Regions from separate parts of the Homo sapiens genome. Here region 1 is linked to region 2. A link is a loop called in an ENCODE intact Hi-C map of the cell type or tissue named here. Cell type or tissue: HCT116. All regions are shown on one strand. Each heading gives the region's core, and the rest is flanking DNA. Links, peaks and the distances in the headings are about the cores only. Region 1 has its middle 39 kb from the start of TNKS2-DT. Region 2 has its middle 140 kb from the start of IDE.

Region 1 (12,907 bases), core at 3,011-11,010, 680 kb after region 2:
TTCTTCCCCTCCCCTCCTACTCCCATCCCTAAACGAAACAGAAAAACACACAAACAAACAAAACAGAAAAAAAAACAACCAAGAGAGAGAAATTCATATTATTATTATACAATATATTTTTTAAAAGACTACTGCATCCAAAGGAAGGATCAGAAGCCATGTTGCCTGCAAGACATCACAACCTGTTTGTGCGTACACAAGGTTAGCAATGAACGTACCCACTCAGCAAGCTCAGCTTTTCTCGATGGCCTCTGCACATGCACCATCCAGTAAACAGAGACTCTTCCCCTTCAACTCATACATTGTCCCAACTGGGGAAGGGGACATTCCCACAAATTCTCATTGATTCTTGGTTTTATGGAAAATAAAGTGAAAAACTTCCATCAACCAGCTACTTGCAGCATCTTCTGAGGACTTGCTTCTCCCACCTCTGGAGAGGAGAGGGAAGAGAAAGTACACAGCAGAGATGTTCCTTGAACTGCCACAATTTATGAATAATTTTGTTTCTGTTTTGCAATGACCAAGGGGGCTGAAAAAAAAATTCCAAGAAGAAGGCACAGATGAATATATTCATGAAATTGGAATAGGCAATGATTTTCTAAAATTATTTCCATAGATTTAGGGGGTATAAGTGCAGTTTTGTAACATGGATATATTGTGTAGTGGTGAACTTTAGGCTTTTAGTGTACCCATGACCTGAATAGTGAACATTGTACCCAGTAGGTAATTTTTCAACCTTTACCCCCTCTGCCACTCTCTCACCTTTAAAAAAATTTATTTATTTATTTATTTTGAGACAAGAGTCTTACTCTGTCGCCCAGGCTGGAGTGCAATGGCATGATCTTGGCTCATTACAACCTTTGCCTCCTGGGGTCAAGTGATTCTCTGCCTCAGCCTCCCAAGAAGCTGGGATTATAGGCATCTGCCACCATGCCCAGCTAATTTTTGTATTTTTAGTAGAGGTGGGGTTTCACCATGTTGGCCAGGCTGGTCTCAAACTACTGGCCTCAAGCAATCTGACCGCCTTGGCCTCCCAAAGTGCTGGGATTATAGGCGTGAGCCACCGCACCTGGCCCCTCTCACCCTTTGGAGTCTCCAATGTCTATTATTGCCCTCTGATGTCCATGTATACCTTCTGTTTAACTCCCACTTAGACGTGAGAACATGCTATATTTGACTTTCTGTTTCTGAGTTATTTTATTTAGAATAATGGCCTCCAGCTCCATCCATGTTGATGCAAAATACATGATTTCATTATTTTTATGGTTGCATAGTATTCCATGGTATATATATGTCACATTTTCTTTATCCAATCATCTATTGGTGAACACTTAGACTTATTTCATGACTTTGTTATTGTGAATGGTGCTGCAGTAAACATATGAGTGCAGGTGTCTTTTTGATATAATGATTTCTTTTCATTTGGGTAGACATCTAGTGGTATTGCTGGTTTGAATGGTAGTTCTATTTTCAGTTTTATTTGAGAAATCTCCATACTGTTTTCCATAGAGATTGTACCAATTTACATTCTCACCAACAATGTATATGCATTCCCTTTTTGTCACATTCTCACTGATATCTGTTTTTTGACTCTTTAATAATAACTATTCTGACTGATGTAAGATGGTATCTCATTGTAGTTTTAATTTGCATTTCAATGATGACTAGTGATGTTGAGCTTTTTTACCTGTTTGTGGGCTGCTTGTAAATCTTCTTTTGAAAAATATCTGTTCATGTCTTTTGCCCATTTTTAATGGGGTTATCTATTTTTTTCTTGTTGAGTTTGATTTCCTTGTAGATTCTAGATATTAGCCCTTCGTCAGATGCATAGTTTACAAACATTTTTTTTCCCATTGTGTAGGTTGCCTGTTTACTCTGTTAATTATTTCTTTTGCTATATGGAAGCTTTTAGTTCAATTAAGTCCCATGTGTCTATATCTGTTTTTGTTGTATTTGTTTTTGATGACAGTCAGAAATTCTTTGCCTAGGCCAACATTTAGAAGAGTTTTTCTGAGGTGTTCTTCTAGGATTTTTATAGTTTCAGGTCTTATATTTAAGTCTTTAATCTATCTTGAGTTAATTTTTACATATGGTGAGAGATATGAGTCCAGTTTCCTTCTTCTGCATATGGTTATTCAATGTTCCCAGAATCATTTATTGAAAAGTGTGTCTTTTTCGCAGTGCATGTTTTTGTTGACTTTGTCTGTTGTAGATGTCGTTTATTCCTGGTCTCTGTTCTGTTCCATTGATCTATGTGTCTATTTTATACCAGTGTCATGGTGTTTTGGTTAATATAGCGTCGTAGTATAATTTCAAGTCAGGTAAGGTGATGCTTTATTCTAGCTTTGTTCTCTTTGCTTAGGATTTCTTTGGCTATTCAGGCTCTTTTTGCATTCCATTGGAATTTTAGGATTTTTTTTCCCCTAATTCCATGACAAATGACATTGGTAATTTGATAGGAATTGCATTTAATATGTAGATTGTTTTGGATAGTATGATCATTTTAACAATATTGATTTTTCCAATTCACAAGCATGGGATGTTTTTCCATTTGTTTGTGTCACCTACAATTTCTTTCATCAGTGTTTTGTAGTTCTTCTCATAAAGATCTTTTACCCCCTTGGTTAAATGTATTTCTAGGTATTTTATTTTATTTTTCTAGCTACTGTAAAAGGGATTGAGTTCTTAATTTGGTTCTCAGCTTGATTTTATTGGTGGATAGACATGCTGCTGATTTTTGTATCTTGATTTTGTATCCTGAAATTTGACTGAAGTCATTAATCAAATTTAAAACTCTTTGGAGGAGTGTTAGGATTTTTCTAGAGATAAGATCATATCATCAGTGAACAGAGATACTTTGACTTCCTCTTTCTAATTTGGATGCCTTTTATTTCTTTCCGTAGGTAGGATTCCACTACCATGTTGAATAGGAGTGGTAAAAGTGGGCATCCTTGTCTTGTTCCAGTTCTTAGGGAGAATGCTTTTAGCTTTTCTATATTCAGTGTGATGTTGGCTGTGGGTTTGTCATATACGGCTTTTATTATTTTGATATATGTTCCTTTGATGCCTAGTTTGTTGAGGGCTTTTATCATGAAGAAATAATGAATTTTATCAAATGCTTTTTCTGCATCTGTTGAGATGATCATGTGATTTTTGTTTTTAATTCTGTTAGTGTGGTGTATCCCATTTATTGATTTGTGTATGTTGAACCATCCTTGCATCCTTGGAATAAAACCCATCATGATGTTCTTTTTGATGTGCTGTTGGTTTGCTAGTATTTTGTTGAGGATTTTGCGTCTATGTTTATCAGGGATATTGGCCTATAGTTTTCTTTTTTTGTTGTGTCCTTGCCTGGCTTTGTTATCAGGGTGATACTGGCTTTGTAGAATGAGTAAGGGAGGATTCCCTCCTCAGCATTTGGAACAGTTTCAGTAGGATTGGTACTACTTCTTTGTACATCTGGCAAAATTTGGCTGTGAATCCCTCTTGTCCTGGATTTTTGTTATTGTTGTCAGGAGATTTTTAAAAAATTACTGATTCAGTTTAACTACTTGCCATTTGTCTGCTCAAGATTTCTATGTCTTCCTGGTTCAATCTTGAGAAGTTGTATGTTTACAGGAATTTGTCTGTTTTCTCTAGGTTTTCTAGTTTGTGCACATAGGGGTGCTAATAATAGTCTCTGATGATCTTCTGTATTTCTGTATTGTCCATTGTAATGTCTCCTTTATAATTTCTGATTGTGCTTATTTGAATCTTCTCTATTTTTTTCTTGATTAACCTAGCAAGGAGTATATCAGCCTGTTTACCTTTTCAAATAACCAACTTTTTGTTGATCCTTTGTTTCTTTTTTTGATCTCAATTTCTCTGATCTTTGTTATTTCTTTTCTTAGGCTAGATTTCGGTGTGGTTTGTTCTTGTTTTTCTAGTTCCTTGAGTTGCAACATTTGGTTGTTAATTTGAGATCTTCCTGTCTTTTTGATGTAGGCAAGCTACAAACTTCCTTGTCAGTGCTGTCAGTGGGGTGTTGAAATTCCCCATTATTATTGTATTGCTGTCTATCTCTTTTCTTATGTCTAGTAGTATTTGTTTTATGAATCTAGGTACTTTGGTGTTGGGTGCATATATATTTAGAATTGTTACATTTTCTTGTTGAATTCTTTTATCATTTTATAATGACCTTCTTTGTCTTTTTTTCCTGTTGTTGGTTTAAAGTCTGTTTTATCTGATGTGAGTATAGCCACTACTGCTTTCTTTGTTTTCTGTTTGTGTGGAATGTCTTTTTCCACTCCTTTACTTTGAGTTTGTAAATATCTTTACCCATTAGGTGGGTTTCTTGTAAGCAGTATTTGGTTGGATTTTATTTTTTATCCACTCTTCCAGTGTATGTCTTTTAAGTGGAGCATTTAGTCCATTTACATTCAAGGTTAATATTGATATATGAATTTTTTTCCCATTATGATGTTAATTGTTACCTAGTTGCTTTGTAGTCTCAATTGTGAAATTGCTTTATAAGACCTGTGAGCTTTATACGTTTGTGTGCTTTTATGATGATGAGTATTGCCTTTTCATTTCCATGTTTAGAACTCCTTTGAACATTTTTTGTACAACTGGTCTAGTGTTGATGGATTTCCTTAGCATTGACTTGTCTGGGAAATACTTTAGTTATTCTTTATTTATAAAGCTTAGTTTAGTAGGATAAAAAATTCTTGGCCAGCAGTTCCTTTTTTTGGAGATGGAGTCTTACTCTGTCGCCCAGGCTGGAGTGCAGTGGTGTGATCTTGGCTCACTGCAATCTCCGCCTCCTGGGCTCAAGCAAGTCTCCTGCCTCAGCCTCTCAAGTAGCTGGGATTATGGGTGCACACCACCATGCCTGGCTAATTGCCAGCAGTTCTTTTCTTTAAGAGAACTGAAAATAGGACCCTAATCTCTTCTAGCTTATAAGATTTCTGCTGAGAAGTTGCTAGTCTGATGAGATTTTCTTTTTTTTTTTGAGATGGAGTCTTGCTCTGTAGCCCAGACTGCAGTGGTGTGATCTCGGCTCACTGCAACCTTCACCTCCTGAGTTCAAGTAATTCTCCTGCCTCAGCCTCCCTAGTAGCTAGGATTACAGGCCGCACCACCATGCCTGGCTAATTTTTGTATTTTTAGTAGAGATGGAGTTTCACCATGTTGGCCAGGCTGCTCTCGAACTCCTGACCTCAGGTGATCCACCTGCCTCCGCCTGCGTCTGCCTCCCAAAGTGTTGGGATTACAGGTGTGAGCCACCTCACCCAGCCAGGATTTTCTTTATAGGTGATTAGTTGCCTCTCTCTTGCTGCTTTTAGAATTTGTTCCTTCACACTGACTTTGGATAGTCTGATGACTATCTGGGCAAAGATTTTAAAAAGAGGACCTAAAGAATGTGCTAACCATAAAAGATAAAATTAATAAACTGAACTTTACTCATCAAAGATAATGTTAAGACCATAACTGGTCAAGCCCCAGAGTAGAAGATAATTATAATATATTTATATCTTACCACTGACTCACACAAATTAATAAAGAAAAGATAGAAAATATGTGTTTTTTTTTGGAAACAGGGTCTTGCCCTATGGCCCAGGCTGGAGGGAAGTGGTGCAATTATAGCTCACTTCAGCCTCAAACTCCTGAGCTCAAGCAATCCTCTCAGCTTGGTCTCCCAAAGTGTTGGGATTACAGGCATGAGCCATTGTACCTAGCCTGAAAATATTATACAAAATGAAGAAAAGATTGGAACATTCTTAACCAATAAGCATATAAACAATTTCATTAGTTTTCAGGGAAAAGCAATTTAAAACTATAATGAGATATCACTATATACCCACCAGAATGGCTACTGTTTAAAGGACTGACAATACCAAGTGCTGAGGAGGAAATGGAATAGTGGAGTTCGTATCCTGCTTGTGGGAGTGTGGATTGGTACAACTACTTCAGAAAATTGGCAGTATTTACTAAAGCTGAACATATGCAAATGTCATGACTCAGCAATTCCACTTCTAAGTATATGCTCACTCAAAGAAATGCATACACATATTGATTCAGTGTATATATAGAAACTTCATAACAGCACTATTCATAATAGCTCCAAACTGGACACCACACAAATGATCATGAATAAGTAAGTTGTGATGCATAGCAGTGAAAACAAAGTAGATGATTCTCATCAACACAATGAAAAGCCAAACAAGTGGGATGAGTCATATAAACTTCAAAACAGGCGAAAGCCATCTCTGTGGTATTAGATGTCAGAATAATGGTCACCACTTCGGTGAGGTGATTAGGAACGTCTGGGCGGCTGGTAGTGTTCTAGTTCTTGATCTAGGTGCTGGTTATTTGGATGTAACTAAACAAATAGCAAATAAAATTTAAAAAGGTAAAATATACAATTGCACAAAAACGTTTATGTTAATTTCACTTTGCGAACATCAGTCAAGCTATATGCTTACAATTTGTGCACTTTTCTTTAGTTTTGTTATACCTCAATAAAAAGTTTACTGAAAAACAACCAACCACCCAACCAATCCTCTCTGCACTTGGTGCTGAATTTTTGTACTAATCAAATAACAAGGAATCAAATACTAAGGAAATAACAAAACATGTGAGTGGAAGAAACAATTTCCTTGATACAGTAGAAATTGTAGCTTATAACAAATTCTATTCAATGTATCATATTTTAACTTTAAAATACCTTTATGACCTAGAGAAAGGTGTGAAACAAATTCCAAATATAAGTAGTGATAGCCAATCTCTTTTCTTAAATATTAAAGAACACAATTTTTATAACCAACAAGTAACTTTTGATCTGACAATATAAACAATTACACTGAGATAATTTTTATATATGTCTTTCAGTCTCCAGGGCAAAATTCCTTACATGTTTTAGAAAATTTTCAGCCTGAAACAAATAAAATTTCTCTCATTATTTTCTAGAACACATTACATTTTTATCATATTGACTTTTTGCAATGCGGGGGTGAACAAATAAAGTAATACATGAACATTTTGTAGGAGTGAGCCTATTAAATGGCTGCATATATGCTTGCCTCTGTAAAAGGTAAGCTTTAAAACTTGAAAACTGCTGCAAGTTGGCATAGCTCTTACAGTTCTTGGTAAAGACAGCCATCTAGTGGAAATAGTTCTATTGACTTTTGAAGGCTGGCAAATAGAATGAATATGAACCCTCAGTTCAACTTAAACTTCAATGTTGGTTTAAGGCTTAAGAAGAGGTAATCCATCTTAACAGGACATTTATAAAGTTTGGGGCATTTTTGGGGCAAATCATAATTTGCATTTGGAAAGTATTTTAATAATGTTCACAAGGTAAAATTCATTCATTTTCGTGAACTAATTATGGACAACATGTTAATAAAATTTCAACTAATTCTAAAAAAAAAAAAAAAAAAAGGAGAGGTATTAAAAAAAAGATCCAGTATTTGGATGCTCCTTATCTTGTGTCCAGGTCTGGAACTGGGGAGGGAGTGTAGGTTGTGGGGTAGGGAAAAAAATTGGTACTTTGGTCTAGGGAGGAATAGAGTGCCATTAGAATAAAGAGAGCGCTGGACTCAAAGATGCCTTGCTTTGGACTGTATTGAATGCTCTCTCTAGGTGGCAGAAAGAAGACAATTTGGTAGGATAGCAGGAAGTTGGTTTTGTTTTTTTTTTTAATGTAAGCTGAACAACCATGCCTAGTTGTGGTGTAGGAAGTTTAGTTAGTTGGTAGCCATCAGCTCAGTAAGAGTTCTAGAATAAGTATTCCTTTAAGTTGATGGTTTAAATAACTAGAGCCTTGCAATAGATCAAAAGCACACTACAGGCTCTGATTATGAGAAGGAATGGTATGAAGCAAAGAGTCTGAATTAGAACTGTGAAGACGTGAGTTAGGTATGCTTCTGGTGTGTATAATCTTATGACTTTGCTTATTTTACTTACCCGAATTACACTTTTCTTATTTATAAAAACTGTAGAGTAACAAAATCCACTCCAATGACTTGTGCCCAGGGAGAGAGCAACTCTCTTTTTTTGGTTTGTTGGAGTCAGTTGTGATTTAGTGATACCCAGAGACACCTAGTAAAATTCTCTCATTATGGCTTATCATTAATGTGTTTCTCTAACTTTTAACAGGTTTGATGATGGATGCCCTGAACTGTAGGTCAGGTTTTAAATGCAGGCTTTTTCTTACCTTTTATGTTCTTCTAAATTAGAAAATGCTAATTCATAATTGTAAGTCATTAAAAGAGCAAATATTTGAAGGCTTTGTCAGATAGTTTTGGACTTTTGAGTTGCATATTAATCCAGAAATTGTGGAGAGATTTTTCTCTGAGCAGCACATTTGGTTCTCTTCTTGTTCAGATGCCGATATTTCAAATGTTTCAAATATTTGAATGTCTAATAACACTCTGCTTGTGTGTGCGTCTAAGAAATATTTCTTGATATTCTGTTGCAGTGTTTGGTTGTAGTTTTAAAATATGCTTTTGCTCTATCCATAGCTAGTATTCTATCACTACCAAATTATTGATACAGTTTCCATTTCACATCACAGATGGACACAAAATAGATGTTAAACATGTTCTCTTCCTCTGTAGCATGCATTTTCAGTGGTAAACACATAAAGTCATGAGGTCCTTCCTATATCAGGGTCCCCAATCTCTATGCTGTGGAATGGTACAAGTCAGTGGTCTGTTAGGAACTGGGTTGCACAACAGGAGGTGAGCAGCTGGTAAGTGAGCATTACCAGTTGAGATTTGCTTCCTTTCAGATCATTGGCAGCATCAGATTCTCACAGGAGTGCGAACCCTATTGCGAACGGTGCATGCAAGGGATCTAGGTTGCATGCTCCTTATGAGAATCTAATGCCTGATGATCTGAGGTGGAAGAGTTTCATCCCGAAACCATCCCCCCATCCCCATCTGTGGAAAAATTGTCTTCCGTGAAACTGACCCCTGGTGCCAAAAAGGTTGGGGGCCATTAATCTATATAATATATATAATGTTAAGAGGTTGCCATGGCTTGAATATTTGTCACTTCCAAAACTCATGTTGAAATTTAATCCCCAATGTGGCAGTATTGAGAGGTAGGATATTTAAGGGGTGATTGAACCTTGAGGGCTCTGCTCTTATGAATGGATTAATCCATTTATGGATTAATGGATTAGAGGGTTAATGGATTAATAGGTTATCATGGGAATGGAACTGGTGGCTTTATAAAAAGAGGAAGAGAGACCTGAGTATAGCGCATTAACATGTTCAGTCTCCTTACCATGTGATCTCCTGTACCACCACTGGGCTCTGTACAGGATTCCCACCAGCAAGAAAGCTCTCACCAGATGTGGCCCCTTGACCTTGGACTTCTCAGCCTCCAGAACTTAAGAAACAAATTCCTTTTCTCTACAAATTACCCCGTTTCAAGTATTTTGTTATAAGCACAGAAAATGAACTAAGACAGAGGTGACTCATCATTTCAGTGGTTTTGAGCAACTATGTAGAATGAAGTACATTCTAGCACAGATATGTGATAGTAATTACCTTCCATATAGCTATATTTCAGATACTCAGAGTTCAATAGTGTTATCTGACAAATTTTGCTAATAGCTCATTATGCTTTCTAGAAGAAAAACATCAATTTCATTGATTATGGCTATTACTACAAACTTCTTACCAATACTATAACTTATACCTGTTTTTACTGTAAGGAATGAAACTTTGAATGATGTTTCTGTAATTCGGTCTCTTTTGTGCCTTTTGTAATCAAGATTCCTCAATTTAAGACTGGAAAGCATTATCTTGTGCATATTTGGTTACTGGAGAGATCATGGTGCTTTAACTGAAAATGACCCTAATATTTCAAAGTCATAAACCAGTTGATGAATTTTCATAAGAGATAATGTTCTGGAGACTAAGAGCAAATGGCTCATCAGTTCTCAAAAATTCTATCTTCAGATGCCAATCATCATACTTAGTGGAACTTGTCTTTTAAAGCTTCTGTATGGAAAAATTACACTCAGATGTACCTGAACCAATTCTAGTTCTGTATTCACACTATAGATTTGTGATACAATTCATAATGGTAATATTTTTGTTATAATTTTAATCACTATTTTTATACCTTAGTGAACCATTGTTGAGCTTCAATGTATGTTTTCAAATCAGGGATATTACTCAATATAATAGAAAAAACTGCACATTTTACAAACATAAAAATTAATGCCATATCATGTTTAAAAAGTTAGTTTTTTTAAAATTTATTATTATTATACTTTAAGTTTTAGGGTACATGTGCACAATGTGCAGGTTAGTTACATATGTATACATGTGCCATGCTGGTGCGCTGCACCCACTAACTCGTCATCTAGCATTAGGTATATCTCCCAGTGCTATCCCTACCCCCTCCCCCCACCCCACAACAGTCCCCAGAGTGTGATGTTCCCCTTCCTGTGTCCATGTGTTGTTCTCATTGTTCAATTCCCACCTATGAGTGAGAATATGCGGTGTTTGGTTTTTTGTTCTTGTGATAGTTTACTGAGAATGATGATTTCCAATTTCATCCATGTCCCTACAAAGGACGTGAACTCATCATTTTTTATGGCTGCATAGTATTCCATGGTGTATATGTGCCACATTTTCTTAATCCAGTCTATCATTGTTGGATATTTGGGTTGGTTCCAAGTCTTTGCTATTGTGAATAATGCCGCAATAAATATACATGTGCATGTGTCTTTATAGCAGCATGATTTATAGTCCATTGGGTATATACCCAGTAATGGGATGGCTGGGTCAAATGGTATTTCTAGTTCTAGATCCCTGAGGAATCGCCACACTGACTTCCACAATGGTTGAACTAGTTTACAGTCCCACCAACAGTGTAAAAGTGTTCCTATTTCTCCACATCCTCTCCAGCACCTGTTGTTTCCCGACTTTTTAATGATTGCCATTCTAACTGGTGTGAGATGGTATCTCACTGTGGTTTTGATTTGCATTTCTCTGATGGCCAGTGATGGTGAGCATTTTTTCATGTGTTTTTTGGCTGCATAAATGTCTTCTTTTGAGAAGTGTCTGTTCACGTCCTTCACCCACTTTTTGATGGGGTTGTTTGTTTTTTTCTTGTAAATTTGTTTGAGTTCATTGTAGATTCTGGATATTAGCCCTTTGTCAGATGAGTAGGTTGCAAAAATTTTCTCCCATTTTGTAGGTTGCCTGTTCACTCTGATGGTAGTTTCTTTTGCTGTGCAGAAGCTCTTTAGTTTAATTAGATCCCATTTGTCAATTTTGTCTTTTGTTGCCATTGCTTTTGGTGTTTTAGACATGAAGTCCTTGCCCATGCCTATGTCCTGAATGGTAATGCCTAGGTTTTCTTCTAGGGTTTTTATGGTTTTAGGTCTAATGTTTAAGTCTTTAATCCATCTTGAATTGATTTTTGTATAAGGTGTAAGGAAGGGATCAGTTTCAGCTTTCTACATTTGGCTAGCCAGTTTTCCCAGCACCATTTATTAAATAGGGAATCCTTTCCCCATTGCTTGTTTTTCTCAGGTTTGTCAAAGATCAGATAGTTGTACATATGCGGTGTTATTTCTGAGGCCTCTGTTCTGTTCCATTGATCTATATCATCTATATCTCTGCTTTGGTACCAGTACCATGCTGTGTTGGTTACTGTAGCCTTGTAGTATAGTTTGAAGTCAGGTAGTGTGATGCCTCCAGCTTCGATCTTTTGGCTTAGGATTGACTTGGTGATGCGGGCTCTTTTTTGGTTCCGTATGAACTTTAAAGTAGTTTTTTCCAATTCTGTGAAGAAAGTCATTGGTAGCTTGATGGGGATGGCATTGAATCTGTAAATTACCTTGGGCAGTATGGCCATTTTCACGATATTGATTCTTCCTACCCATGAGCATGGAATGTTCTTCCATTTGTTTGTATCCTCTTTTATTTCGTTGAGCAGTGGTTTGTAGTTCTCCTTGAAGAGGTCCTTCACGTCCCTTGTAAGTTGGATTCCTAGGTATTTTATTCTCTTTGAAGCAATTGTGAATGGGAGTTTACTCATGATTTGGCTCTCTGTCTGTTGTTGGTGTATAAGAATGCTTGTGACTTTTGTACATTGATTTTGTATCCTGAGACTTTGCTGAAATTGCTTATCAGCTTAAGGAGATTTTGGGCTGAGATGATGGGGTTTTCTAGATATACAATCATGTCATCTGCAAACAGGGACAATTTGACTTCCTCTTTTCCTAATTGAATACCCTTTATTTCCTTCTCCTGCCTAATTGCCCTAGCCAGAACTTCCAACACTATGTTGAATAGGAGTGGTGAGAGAGGGCATCCCTGTCTTGTGCCAGTTTTCAAAGGGAATGCTTCCAGTTTTTGCCCATTCAGTATGATATTGGCTGTAGGTTTGTCATAGATAGCTCTTATTATTTTGAAATACATCCCATCAATACCTAATTTATTGAGAGTTTTTAGCATGAAGGCTTGTTGAATTTTGTCAAAGGCCTTTTCTGCATCTATTGAGATAATCATGTGGTTTTTGTCTTTGGTTCTGTTTATATGCTGGATTACATTTATTGATTTGCGTATATTGAACCAGCCTTGCATCCCAGGGATGAAGCCCACTTGATCATGGTGGAGAAGCTTTTTGATGTGCTGCTGGATTCGGTTTGCCAGTATTTTATTGAGGATTTTTGCATCGATGTTCATCAAGGATATTGGTCTAAAATTCTCTTTTTTGGTTGTGTCTCTGCCCGGCTTTGGCATCAGGATGAAGCTGGCCTCATCAAATGAGTTAGGGAGGATTCCCTCTTTTTCTATTCATTGGAATAGTTTCAGAAGGAATGGTACCAGTTCCTCCTTGTACCTCTGGTAGAATTCAGCTGTGAATCCATCTGGTCCTGGACTCTTTTTGGTTG
Region 2 (12,907 bases), core at 2,968-10,967:
TTTTAGTAGAGACGGGGTTTCTCCACGTTAGTCAGGCTGGTCTCAAACTCCCGACCTCAGGTGATCCGCTTGCCTCGGCCTCCCAAAGTGTTGGGATTACAGGCGTGAGCCACCACACCCAACCTAAACTTTTTTCTTTTTTTTTTTTTTTTTGAGACAGAATCTCTCTCTGTCACCCGGGCTGGAGTGCAGTGGTGCAATCTCAACTTGCTGCAGCCTCTGTCTCCCGGATTCAAGCAATTCTCCTGCCTCAGCCTCCCAAATAGCTGGGACTACAGGTGTGCACCACCACACCCAGCTAATTTTTTGTATTTTTAGTAGAGATGGGGTTTTGCCTTGTTGCCCAGGCTGGTCTCAAACTCCTGAGCTCAGGCAATCTGCCCACCTCAGCCTCTCAAAAGTGCTAGGATTACAGGGGTAAGCCACCACGCCCAGCCTCCAACTGAAACTTTAAGGAAGCAGGAAAACCCCAAGTAGACCATTTTTCCTAAAAACATGTGATTGCAGCAACCAATCAGAAGGAGCCCAGTCAGGCCGGGCACGGTGGCTAACACCTGTAATCCCAGCCCTTTGGGAGGCCAAGTGAGCGGATCACCTGAGGTCAGGAGTTTGAGACCAGCCTGACCAACATGGTGAAACACTGTCTCTACTAAAAATACAAAAATTAGCCAGGCGTGGTGGCGGGCGCCTGTGATCCCAACTACTCAGGTGGCTGAGGCAGGAGAATCGCTTGAACCCAGGAGGCAGAGGTTGCAGTGAGCTGAGATTGTGCCACTGCACTCCAGCCTGGGAGACAGAGCGAGACTCTGTCTAAAAAAAAAGAAAACAAACTATAGGCCAGGTGCAATGGCTCATGTCTGTAATCCCAGCACTCTGGGAGGCCGAGGTGGGCAGATCACCTGAGGTCAGGAGTTCAAGACCAGCCTGGCCAACATGGTAAAACTCTGTCTCTACTAAAAATACAAAAATCAGCCAGGCATGGTGGTGCATGCCTGTAATCCCAGCTACTCCAGAGGCTGAGAGAGGAGAATCACCTGAACCCAGGGGTAGAGGCTGCAGTGAGCCGAGATCACACCACTGCACTCCAGCCTGGGCAACAAACAGAGCGAGACTCCATCAGAAAAAAGACAAAAAAAGAAAGAAAAGAAAAGAAAGAGAGAGAGAGAAAGAGAAAGAGAGAAGGAAGGAAGGAAAGAGAGAGAAAGAACGAAAGAAGAAAGAACGAACGAATGAAAGAAAGAAAGGAAGAAAGAAAGAAAGGAAAAGAAAGAAAGAAACCAAACTATAGATTTATAACATTTTCTCAGGTAAAATGTATGCAAATTTTAAAACAAGACACATATCATTGACTAAAGATTCAATAGGCCACAGGTTGGAAACTATGGCCTGCCATGTTTTTTGTCAATGAAGTTTTTTGGACCACAGTTATGCTCATTCTTTTACATATTTATGCTTTCATGCTATAATGGCAGAGCTTAGTAGTTATGATACAGACCCTATGATCTGTGTAGGGGTGAAAAGGGTGTGATACCTTTTCTTCCCATCATAAGGGTCGCAGCAGACACTTCTATAACAAAAGAGACGGTTAACAAGAGAAAAGTGTAACAAGTTTATTTAATCATGGTTTTACATGACATGGGAGCCTTCAAAATGAAGACCCAGAGATATAGGAAAAACTGTCCATTTGTATGCTTCGATGCAATGAAGAGTGGACAGTCATGTACAACTGTGGCAAAGGGTGTGATCTAATGTAGTAGACCGAGAGGAGGAAGCCCAGCAAGACCTGTCTGTTGAGGTTCTTCTTGGTGTCTCTGTTGTAGCATTTCTTCCTCTCAGGTATGGAACAGGATCCTGGAATGGGGGTCTTATGACCTACTGTCAAGCCAGATAGGTCAGGGAATTTCTTTATGACCATCTCTAGACAGAAAGGTGGGGAGAGGTTAGAGTAATGTTTTTAGGCTTTATAACCCACTGTGGAGAAGAAGGATTCTAGTTTCCGTGGCATGCCCTGGGGGAGAAAGCGGGGAAGAGACAGGAGGGCAGGAGGAGGTCAGAGAGAGCTGCTTCTGAGGCTTTCGCTTTGAGGTAGCATTTCCTGAGTCTCAATATCCAGAAAGCCTAAATATTTACCACCTAGTGTTTTACAGAAGTTTTCCAGCCCCATCAATAGACAATCCATCACAGAGATGCCAATTGCTAAGTGCTGCTTTTCCAGCGAAGTGTCAGAGAGCTCATGTTCATCATGGGATGACCTTTCCTGCCACTTCCAGGCATATTCTTCTGGATTAAATTAGGTAGTGTCACAGTACCTGGCACATAGTTGTTTACTGAGCTTTATGTTTATGAGGTTATTATTCTCTGCTATGGCACACTGACTTTTAAAAACAAATTCTTACAAAATAAGAGTAACCTGAAAATTATATATATATATATATATATATATAGAGAGAGAGAGAGAGAGAGAGAGAGAGAGAGAGAGAGAGAGTGTGTGTGTGTGTGTGTGCGCGTTTAAGACAGAGTCGGGCTCTGTTGCCCAGGCTGGAGTGCAGTGACGCGATCTTGGCCCCCTGCAACCTCTGCCTCCCAGGCTCAAGCCAGCCTCCCACTTCGTCTCTCCAGTAGTTGGGACTACAGGCATGCACCACCACATCCAGCTAATTTTTGAATTTTTTGTAGAGATGGGGTCTCATTTTGTTGCCCAGGCTAGTCTCAAACTCCTGAGTTCAAGTGATCCTCCTGCCTCGGCCTCCCAAAGTATGGGGATTATAGGCATGAGCCACTGTACCCAGCCAGTATTATGTTTTTAAAGTAAATTTTTATTATATTTTAGTAATTTAATAATGTCAACACTTTGCAAAACGTTACTGTTGGTGGAACATAGTTTGGGAAGCGCCCTAGGTCCTTGCTAGTCAAAGCATGCTCGGTGGACCAGTGTGGGCATCAACTGGAGCTTGCCGCAGACTACTGGATAAAATCTACCTTTTAACAAGATCTCCAGGTGAGTCAAACATACAGTAAAGTTTGAGGAGCACTTCCAGGTACATCTCAATAATTTTATTTTATTTATTTATTTATTTTTTAGACGGAGTCTCGCTGTGTCACCCAGGCTGGAGTGCAGTGGCGCCATCTTGGCCTGCGCCCAGCCTATTTTTAAACATTTTAAAACATGTCTTTGATGCCAGGCACAGTGGCTCATGCCTGTAATCCCAGCACTTTGGGAGGCTGAGGTGGGCGGATCACCTGAGGTTGGGAGTTTGAAACCAGCCTGACCAAAGTGGAGAAATCCCATCTCTACTAAAAATGCAAAATTAGCTGGGCATGGTGGTGCATGTCTGTAATCCCAGCTACTCGGGAGGCTGAGGCAGGAGAATCGCTTAAACCTGGGTGGCGGAGGTTGTGGTGAGCCCAGATCCCACCATTGCACTCCAGACTGGGCAACAAAAGCGAAATTCTGTCTCAAAAACAACAACAACAAAAACATGTCTTTGGTACGTATCTGCATCTATTTCTGTAACAGGTGAAATTGCAAAGTCATAGGATACATGTGTGTGAGCAACTTTAGCAGATACAACTAAACAGTTTTCCAAAGTGACTATGCGAATTTACACTCTCACAGCAGGGTATGAGAGTTTCAGCTGTTTACCATCACTTGGTATTGTTAGTCTTTTTATTTTTATTTATTATTTATTTATTTATATTTATTTATTTATTTATTTTTGAGACGCAGTCTTGCTCTGTCCCCCAGGCTGGAGTGCAGTGGCGCAATCTCAGCTCACTGCAAGCTCTGCCTCGTGAGTTCATGCCATTCTCCTGCCTCAGCCTCCCGAGTAGCTGGGACTACAGGCGCCCACCACCACGCCCGGCTAATTTTTTGTATTTTCAGTAGAGACGGGATTTCACCATGTTAGCCAGGATGGTCTCGATCTCCTGACCTCGTGATCCGCCTGCCTCAGCCTCCCAAAGTGCTGGGATTACAGGCGTGAGCCACTGCACCTGGCCAGTATTTTTATTTTTTATTTTCTTTATTTTTTGGAGTCAAGCATGGTTGTAGAGGGAGACAATATTAATCAGCTTAACAACCCACAACTCTTGGACCAACTGTTAGTCTTTTAAATTTTGGCCATTCTCATGGGTGTAGTAGGTATATACACTGTGGTTTTAATTAGCATTTCTTTGCATATAATGAGCTTAAGAAACTTTTCATGTGTATTGACTTTTCAGTGTTCCCTTTTGTGAAGTCTTTCACCAATTTTTTTTTGAGACAGGGTCTCTTTCTGTCACCCAGGCTAGAGTGCAGTGATGCAGTCATAGCTCACTGCAGCCTCAAAATCCTGGGCTAAAACAATCCTCCCACCTCAGCCTTCCAAGTAGCTAGGACTACAGGTGTGTGCCATCATGCCCAGCTTATTTTATTTTATTTTTTGAGATGGAGTTTCACTCTTACTGCCCAGGCTGGAGTGCAATGGCACGATCTCGGCTCACTGCAACCTCCGTCTCCCGGGTTCAAGCGATTCTCCTGCCTCAAACTCCCGAATACCTGGGATTATAGGCATGCGCCACCACCCCCGGTGAACTTTGTATTTTCAGTAGAGATGAGGTTTCTCCATGTTGGTCAGGCTGGTCTCGAACTCCTGACCTCAGGTGATCCGCCCACCTCGGCCTCCCAAAGTGCTAGGATTACAGGCATGAGCCACTGCACCCGGCCTTTTTCTTTTCTTTTCTTTTCTTTTTTTTTTTTTTTGAGACAGAGTCTTGCTCTGTCGCCCAGGCTGGGGTGCAGTGGTGCCATTTCGGCTCACTGCAACCTCCGCCTCCCGGGTTCAAATGATTCTCCTGCCTCAGCGTCCCGAGGCAATCTCTGTAGGTAAATTATATAATCTTCCAAAGGCCCTCTTACAACTTGCAGAGAGGAAATCAAGGAGTTGCTAGCAATATGAGAAAAGTTAACACCTTGTCAACTTTTCGTATTTTTAGTAAAGATGGGGTTTCACCATGTTGGTCAGGCTGGCCTTGAACTCCTGACCTCAGATGATCCACCCGCCTCAGCCCCGCAAAGTGCTGGGATTACAGGCGTGAGCCACTGTGCCCAACCATGCCCAGCTGATTTTTTAATTTTTTTGTAGAGACAGGGGTCTTGCTATGTTGCCCAGTCTAATTTTGAACTCCTGGTCTCAAGTGATTTTGCTTGGCCTCCCAAAACGCTGGGATTACAGGCATGAGGCACTGTGCCTGGCCTCTCAGCCATTTTTTAATTGTGTTGTCAATCCTTAGTGATTTGTAGGAGTCCCATATATTTTGGGTCTGAGCTCTTTTGTTATTTTTATTATTTATCACTCTTTGGCTTGTCTTTTCACTCTTAATGGTATATATTGTACATCTTTTCTAGTTTGTTTTCAGTGAGAGGTTTCAGCACCATCTAGTCAACCACTGCCAGAGCAGAACTTGGTCTCCTATTTTAATGACTAAATTTTATTCCAGGCTGGGCATGGTGGCTCACGCCTGTAATCACAGCACTTTGGGAGGCTGAGGCAGGCAGATCACCTGAGGTCAGGAGTTCGAGACCAGCCTGACCACAATGGTGAAACCCCATTTCTACTTTTAAAAATACAAAATTTAGCCGGGCGTGATAGTGGGCTCCTGTGATCCCAGCTACTTAGGAGGCTGAGGCAGGAGAATCACTTGAACCGGGAAGCAAAAGATTGCAGTGAGCTTAGATTGCACCACTGCATTCCAGCCTGGGCAACAGAGGGAGACTTCATCTCAAAAAAAAAAAAAAAAAAAAAATTCCAATAATGCCTGCATTATGATGAAGACTGACCCATTGTCATTGGGAATTAGTTTGAGAAGCTTTTTAAGAAGATAATGAGCTGAGAAAGAATCAGATCCCGGCAAGGTAAGTTTTAATAAACGAAAAGATGGAGGGAAAAGCAAGATCTGGGTGGGCACCTGAGGCCTTCCAGGGCCCTGTGCCCTCAGGCAAATATTGGCATTCATGAGAAGAACCAGAATTAAACAAGGATATACGCAAGAAAGCAGCCAGGAAACATATATGATACCAAAAGCAGGTGGAAACCACTTCACAGTTTGGCCCAGGGACAAGTCTGATGGTGTGTGTATTTGCATGTCTCTTTGCTCAGCACATTTCTGCCTCATCATAGGGAGAGTTGCACAGAAAGCAATTTGGATTTGGGTTTAGATTTCTCATATTGCTAGCAACTCCTTGATTTCCTCTCTGCAAGTTGTAAAAGGGCCTTTGGAAGATTGTATAATTTACCTACAGAGATTGTTCTTTTTACTTTATGGCAGTCTTATAGAAGGAATGATTGTTCCAGTATTCATAACTGACTTAGAGTTTCTTCTAACTTATTGGTTTTTAACCCTAATTGCATATGAAAGTTGGCTACAGATCTTTTTTTTCCTGCTTCCTATCGCCCAGCTACAGATCATATATATATATATATATATATATATATATATATACACACACACACACACACATATATACACACATATATATACATATATACACATATATATACACATATATACATATATACACATATATACACACACACATATATATACACACACACATATATACACACACACACACACATATATATATATAAAATATATATCTACACTAACTGAGTTGGTGGGGATGGGGTAGAGAGGACTGGATATTGGATTGTTTGCAAGTCCTCCTCGTGATCCTTATGTGTGTTTAAGGCCAGAGAACCACTGCTGACATTGCAAAGATAAGGTTGTCCACAAGATGGAGATAAAGCACTTCTCAGTGAAAAATGCTCCACACACTCAAAACCCATTCTCTGGCTTTATGTCTACACCAACTCCAATTTATGGTTTCTTCTTTTAATTTTTTTTTTTAGACGGAGTCTTATTCTGTCACCCAGGCTGGAGTGCAATGGCGTGGTCTCGGCTCACTGCAACCTCCTCCTCCTGGGTTCAAGCGATTCTCCTGCCTCAGACTCCCAAGTAGCTGGGACTACAGGTGCCTGCCACCACACCCAGCTAATTTTTGTATTTTTAGTAGAGACGGGTTTTCACTATGTTGGCCAGGCTGGTCTCAAACTCCTGACCTCGTGATCCGCCCACCTCGGTCTCCCAAAGTGCTGGGATTACAGGCGTGAGCCACTGTGCCCAGCCCTTAATTTTTTTTTTTTTTTTTAGAGACAAGATCTTTTTCTGTCTCCCAGGATGGAGTGCAGTGGTTCCATCATAGCTCACTGCAGCCTGGAACTCCTGGGCTCAAGTGATCCTCCAGGCTCAGCTTCTCGAGTAGCTAGGACTATAGGTGCTCACCACCTTGCCTAATTTTTTATTTTTTGTAGAGGCGGGGTCTCACTATGTTGCCCAGGCTGGTTTTGAACTCCTGTCCTCAAGCCATCCTCCCATCCTGGCCTCCCAAATTGCTGGGATTATAGGCATGAGCCATGGAACCTGGCTGACTCCAATTTATGTAATGTGCCAAGCGGGGACAAACGTGGGAAGATAGGTAACATTACCTTTGGTGCTGTTGCTTGCCAGTCAAAGAAATTTTTGCCACCTCAGAGGAAAAGACCAGGAACTAACTTTAAAAATGACAGCCAGGGCTGGATATGGTGGCTCATGCCTGAAATCCCAGCACTTTGGGAGACTGAAACAGAAGGCTCGCTCGAGCCCAGGAGTCCAAGACCAGCCTGGACGACATAGGGAGACCTCATTTCTATAAAAAATAAAAATAAAAAAATTAGCCAGGCATGATGGCTCTTACCTGTAGTCCCAGCTACTCTGGAGGCTGAGGTGGGAGGATCACTTGAGCCCAGGAGGTCAAGGCTGCAGTGAGCCATGATCATGTCACTGCACTCCAGCCTGGGCGACAGGCAGACGGAGATCCTGTTTCTAAATAAATAAATAAATAAAATAATAAAGTAAAATAAAAATGACAGCCAGGTGTGGTGGCTCATGCCTGTAATACCAGCAACTCAAGAGGCTGAGGCAGGAAGACTGCTTGAGCCCAGGAATTTGAGGTTGCTGTGAGCTATAATTGTGCCTCTGTACTCCAGACTGGGCAACAGAGCAATACCCCATCTCATAAAAAAAAAAAAAAAAGAAAGAAAGAAAAATGACACATGGCTAAAAATATCTCTTATTTGGCTGGGCGTGGTGGCTCACACCTGTAATCCTAGCACTTTGGGAGGCCGAGGTGGGCAGATCACTTGAGGTCAGGAGTTCAAAACCAGCTTGGCCATCATCGTGAAACCCCATCTCTACTAAAAATACAAAAATTATCTGGGCGTGGTGGTGCGTGCCGGTAATCCCAGCTACTTGAGAGGCTGAGGCAGGAAAATCGCTTGAACCCGGGAGGCAGAGGTTGCAGTGAGCTGAGATTGTGCCACCGCACTCCAGCCTGGGTGACCGAGCGAGACTCCATCTCAAAAAAGAAAAAAAAAAAACTCTTATTCACCCAATTACCTGAATTAGAATCTAGAAATATTTTCAATCCTTTTCCTAGTTCACTTTGATAAAATAGACCATATAAACTGACACCAAAACTGAAAATAAGAAAGGAGTGTAATATTGTTCATATTTTATGGAGTGGAAATTTTTGAAATGAGATCATTCTGTAAATTATGTAGATAGAAATCAACATCTGCACAAGTAAATTAGCGTAAGATGTGTTGCTCACAGGATTTTAGGAAATATGCAGATGCAATAATGTGATTTCTATTTTTTTCTTAAGTCTGAAGTACTTGATTGGTAGCTCCCAATCATTTCTCCCATCTCACTTGTCTAGCTCTGTCACAGAAGCTGTAAAAGCTACAAACTCCGTCTCTCTGTTCCCTTGTAGGGAGAGATGGTCAATGAGATCTAAGTGAAATCACTAAGGAGGGCTTCCCTTCCTGAATAAAATGACAATACCTCAGTACAAGAAGTGTCTTTTTCCCTTGTCCCTCCACCCCCGAATTCTTGCTACCATCTTCCTGGGGACATGAAACTTAGAAGTGGAGCAGCCACCACTGGCCATGAGATGACAAGTGTGAGGACAAAAGCCACTGTAACTAAGAAGGACAGAATGGACAGGTGAGAGCAGCCCGGATCCCTCCCTGATGGCGACTATGGGCAGCTTTTATGCTGATCAGCCTCCCGAGTAGCTGGGACTACAGGGGACTGCCTATCCCTGCACTTGCTATGAGGGGAAAAGCCACTGTTGATCAGGCTTCCTGTTGTTCTCCGATGTTGTTAGGGCAGGAACACTTGGCAGATTTCCTGGTATTTACAATTAGACACTTAATAAATGGAGGAATTTATCCCTTACTGAACATCACTGAGAAGTTGCTATGTTGGCATATAGAACATAAATATATTTACTTATTTATTTTTATTTATTTTTGCGGGAGACCGGAGTTTTATTACTCAAACCAGTCTCCCATAAATATATTTATAATGTTGATTTTAGACATTATCCTTTCTAAAGAGACCCTGTGGGCTTTAGACAAAGCTAAGACTTGAGAAGCTCAAGTTCCTTTGTTGTTGTTGTTATTTCTAAAAAGTATGTATTAAATGCCTAATTGTAAATACCAAGAAATCTGCCAAGTGTTCCTGCCCTAACAACATTTTCTGAGCCAAAATGCACAGTTTGGGTTTGGCATGGTCGCTCACACCTGTAATTCCAGCACTTTGGGAGGCCAAGGTGGGAAGCCAGGAGTTCAAAACCAGCCTGGGCAGCATAGTGAGACCCTGATTCTATATAAAACAAAGAAAAAGAAAACAAAATGCATAGTTTGACATATCAAATGAATATTTTCAACAGAACTGTGCTAGATAATCCAGACTGTCCATGGCTCTACCTGACACAGCCTATGATTTCTTCAGGGTAAGCACCAGATCAGGACACATACATCACTGCTATGGCCGAACACACAGACAATGACACAGAAACAATAAACCAAATAGCAACAGACAACAAGGTGTTTGCATCAAGATAAGCCTAATTTGGGTAAGGCATGGTGGTTCACACCTGTAATCCCAGCACTTTGGAAGGCTGAGGTAGTCAGATGGTTTGAGCCCAGAAGGTCAAGACCAGCCTGGGCAACATGGCAAGGCCCTGTCTGTACAAAAAATATAAACATTAGCCGGGCATGGTGGCACGTGTCTGTTGTCCCAGCTACTTGAGAGGCTGAGATGGGAGGATTGATTCAGTCTGGTAAGTCAAGGCTGCAGTGAGCCATGATCTTGCCACTGCACTCCAGCCTGGGCGACAGAGTGAGAACTGGTTTCAAAAATAAATAAATAGGCCGGGCGTGGTGGCTCATGTCTATAATCCCAGCACTTTGGGAGGCTGAGGAGGGCAGATTACGAGGTCAGGCATTCCAGACCAGCCTGGCCAACATGGTAAAACCCCGTCTCTACTAAAAATACAAAAATTAGCCAGGTGTGGTGGTGCGTGCCTGTAATCCCAGCTACTCAGGAGGCTGAGGCAGGAGAATCACTTGAACCCAGGAGGTGGAGGTTGCAGTGAGCCGAGATCGTGCCACTGCACTCCAGCCTGGGTGACAGAGCGAGACTTCATCTCAAAAAAGAAAGAAAGATGAAAGAAAAAGAGAAAAGAAAGAAGGAAGGAAGGGAGGGAGGGAAGAAAGGGAGGGAAGGGAAGGAAGGGAAGGAGAGGAAGGAAGGGGAGGAAGGAAGGGAAGGAAAGGAAAGGAAGGAAAGGAAGAAAGGAAAAAGAGGAAAGAAAGGAAAGAGACCTAAGTTGATTTTAAGAGTAAACAACAAGGCATCTAATTGGAAAAAGAACTGGGAACGAGTAAGAGTTCCACATTTTGATTCAGCAGAGTGGTAATTTGCTATTCAGGGGTCAGAATATTCAGGATAGTTGCTATTCTGTGGTCTGCAGCAAAAGGATTTAATGGAAGAGGATTTCCGTGAATTCACTGGCTGTTTAAGGAATTGGAGAAAACTGAGTTGGCAAATGGAGAAAAGATATTATAGGCACATGATGTCACCTTGGAAAAGGTCATGAAGGCAAAGGCAGGCCCTCCCTGGAGCACAACATAGTAATGTGTCCCCTGGGGCTGTGTCATATGCCATCCCTGTAAGCAGCGCAGGGGAAAGTGAAGTGCACTTGGATAAGGCAGAGGTGATTGACTAAGAAGTAGGAGGAAGTAAATGACATTAAATGTTGAACTTCATTGGGGTCTGCTCCTACACATTTCTTTCTTGCTTTTATTTTATGACATGCTGTTAACTCTCAACTTTCTTTTTTTTTTTCTTTTTTTTTTTAAGTTGGAGTTTCGCTCTTGTTGCCCAGGCTGGAGTGCAATGGTGCAATCTCGGCTTACCCCACAACCTCCGCCTCCAGGGTTCAAGCAATTCTCCTGCCTCAGCCTCCCGAGTAGATGGGATTACAGGCATGCACCACCATGCCTGCTAATTTTGTATTTTTAGTAGAGATGTGGTTTCTCCATGTTAGCCTGTTCTCAAACTCCCAACCTCAGGTGATCGCCAGTCTCAGCCTCCCAAATTGCTGGAATTACAGGCGTCAGCCACCATGCCTGGCCTTAACTCTCCACTTTCTATCTCCAAACCTAATCTCTCCCTGAATCTCAAATTCATTTCCAGCTGCCTCCTGGCTATCTCCACCTGGACTTTTGCACAGTCATTTCAAACTCACCATGTCCAAAAAGGAACTTCCTTTTTTTTTTCCTGGGACAGAGTCTTCGCTCTGTCGCCCAGGCTGGAGTGCAGTGGCTCGATCTCTAGCTCATTGCAACCTCTGCCTCCTGGGTTCAAGTGATTCTCCTGCCTCAGCCTCCCAAGTAGCTGGGATCACAGGAGCATGCCACCATGCCCCGCTAATTTTTGTATTTTTAGTAGAGACGGGGTTTCACCATGTTAGTCAGGCTGGTCTTGAACTCCTGACCTCATGATCCGCCCACCTCAACCTCCAAAAGTGCTGGGATTACAGGCGTGAGCCACCACACCCGGCTCCAAAAAGGAACTTCTTAAACTGTCTTTTCTTTCTGTATGCTCATTTTCTCAGTCCATTTTTAATTTTTTTCCCCGATTTATTGAGGTATAATTGACACAGTCTATATTTGTTGACAACTATTTATCAGGTGCCTACTCTGTGCCACTCACTGTGCTAGGGCTGGGATAGAAGGATGAACAAGACCAGACATGGTTCCACCCCACTGCCTTTTCAATCTAGAGAAGCAGACTGCCACCAAACAAATAAGCCTGGCCCAGCACGGTGGCTCAGGCCTGCAATCCCAGCACTTTGGGAGGCCAAGGTGGGAGGATTGCTTGAGCCTGGGAGTTTGAGACCAGCCTGGGCAACATAGTGAGACCCTGGGACTACAAAAAAATTAAAAATTCCCTGGGTGTGGTGCTCGTGCCTGTAGTCCCAGCTACTTGGGAGGCTGACATGGGAGGATTGCTAGAAGCCCAGGAGGTTGAGCCTGCAGTAAGCTGCGAAGGTGCCACTGCACTCCAGCCTGGGTAACAGAGCAACACCCTGTGTCAAAACAAATGAACAAAGAAACCCACAATTACATATTTCCATCTATGATGATAGAGGAATGGAGGTGAGTGCCATCCGAGAGTACAAAAGGGGTACTTGAGATCTAATTAAGTAGAATTTTACCCACCCCATCACCTATGCTAGAAAACTGGATGTCATTCTTTTCCTTTCCCTCTCTTACTGTACAAATAAAACCAATCACCTCATCTTGCCTATTTGACCCCCTAAGTATTTCTCAAGCCTGCTTCCTATTTCCCTTCTTCATTATTCTAGCGGAGACTGTCACCTTCTTCTACTTGGACCGTGCATTACTCTTTGATGCCAGGCTTTGTACGCTTTCCCCTTCTGCTTCACTCTACCACCCCACCATGGCTTTTCATA

The links. Peaks named below come from ENCODE experiments on the same cell type or tissue, not always from the same donor. Only the 100,000 strongest peaks of a DNase experiment are listed, where the experiment ranks them.
Region 1: it touches region 2 in a loop (8-fold over the local background); 20 of 110 quality-filtered maps call a loop at or near these places.

The regions. Positions count from the first base shown.
Region 1 is chr10:91,752,986-91,765,892 of GRCh38, reverse strand. It overlaps the pseudogene FAF2P1. Among named protein-coding and RNA genes, the nearest start is that of TNKS2-DT, 39 kb to the left of the region's middle. In HCT116, for the core only: a CTCF peak has its summit at 7,143 (motif pointing left); a DNase peak (open chromatin) is centred at 7,142.
Region 2 is chr10:92,429,065-92,441,971 of GRCh38, reverse strand. No RefSeq gene overlaps it. Among named protein-coding and RNA genes, the nearest start is that of IDE, 140 kb to the left of the region's middle. In HCT116, for the core only: a CTCF peak has its summit at 6,776 (motif pointing right); a DNase peak (open chromatin) is centred at 6,761.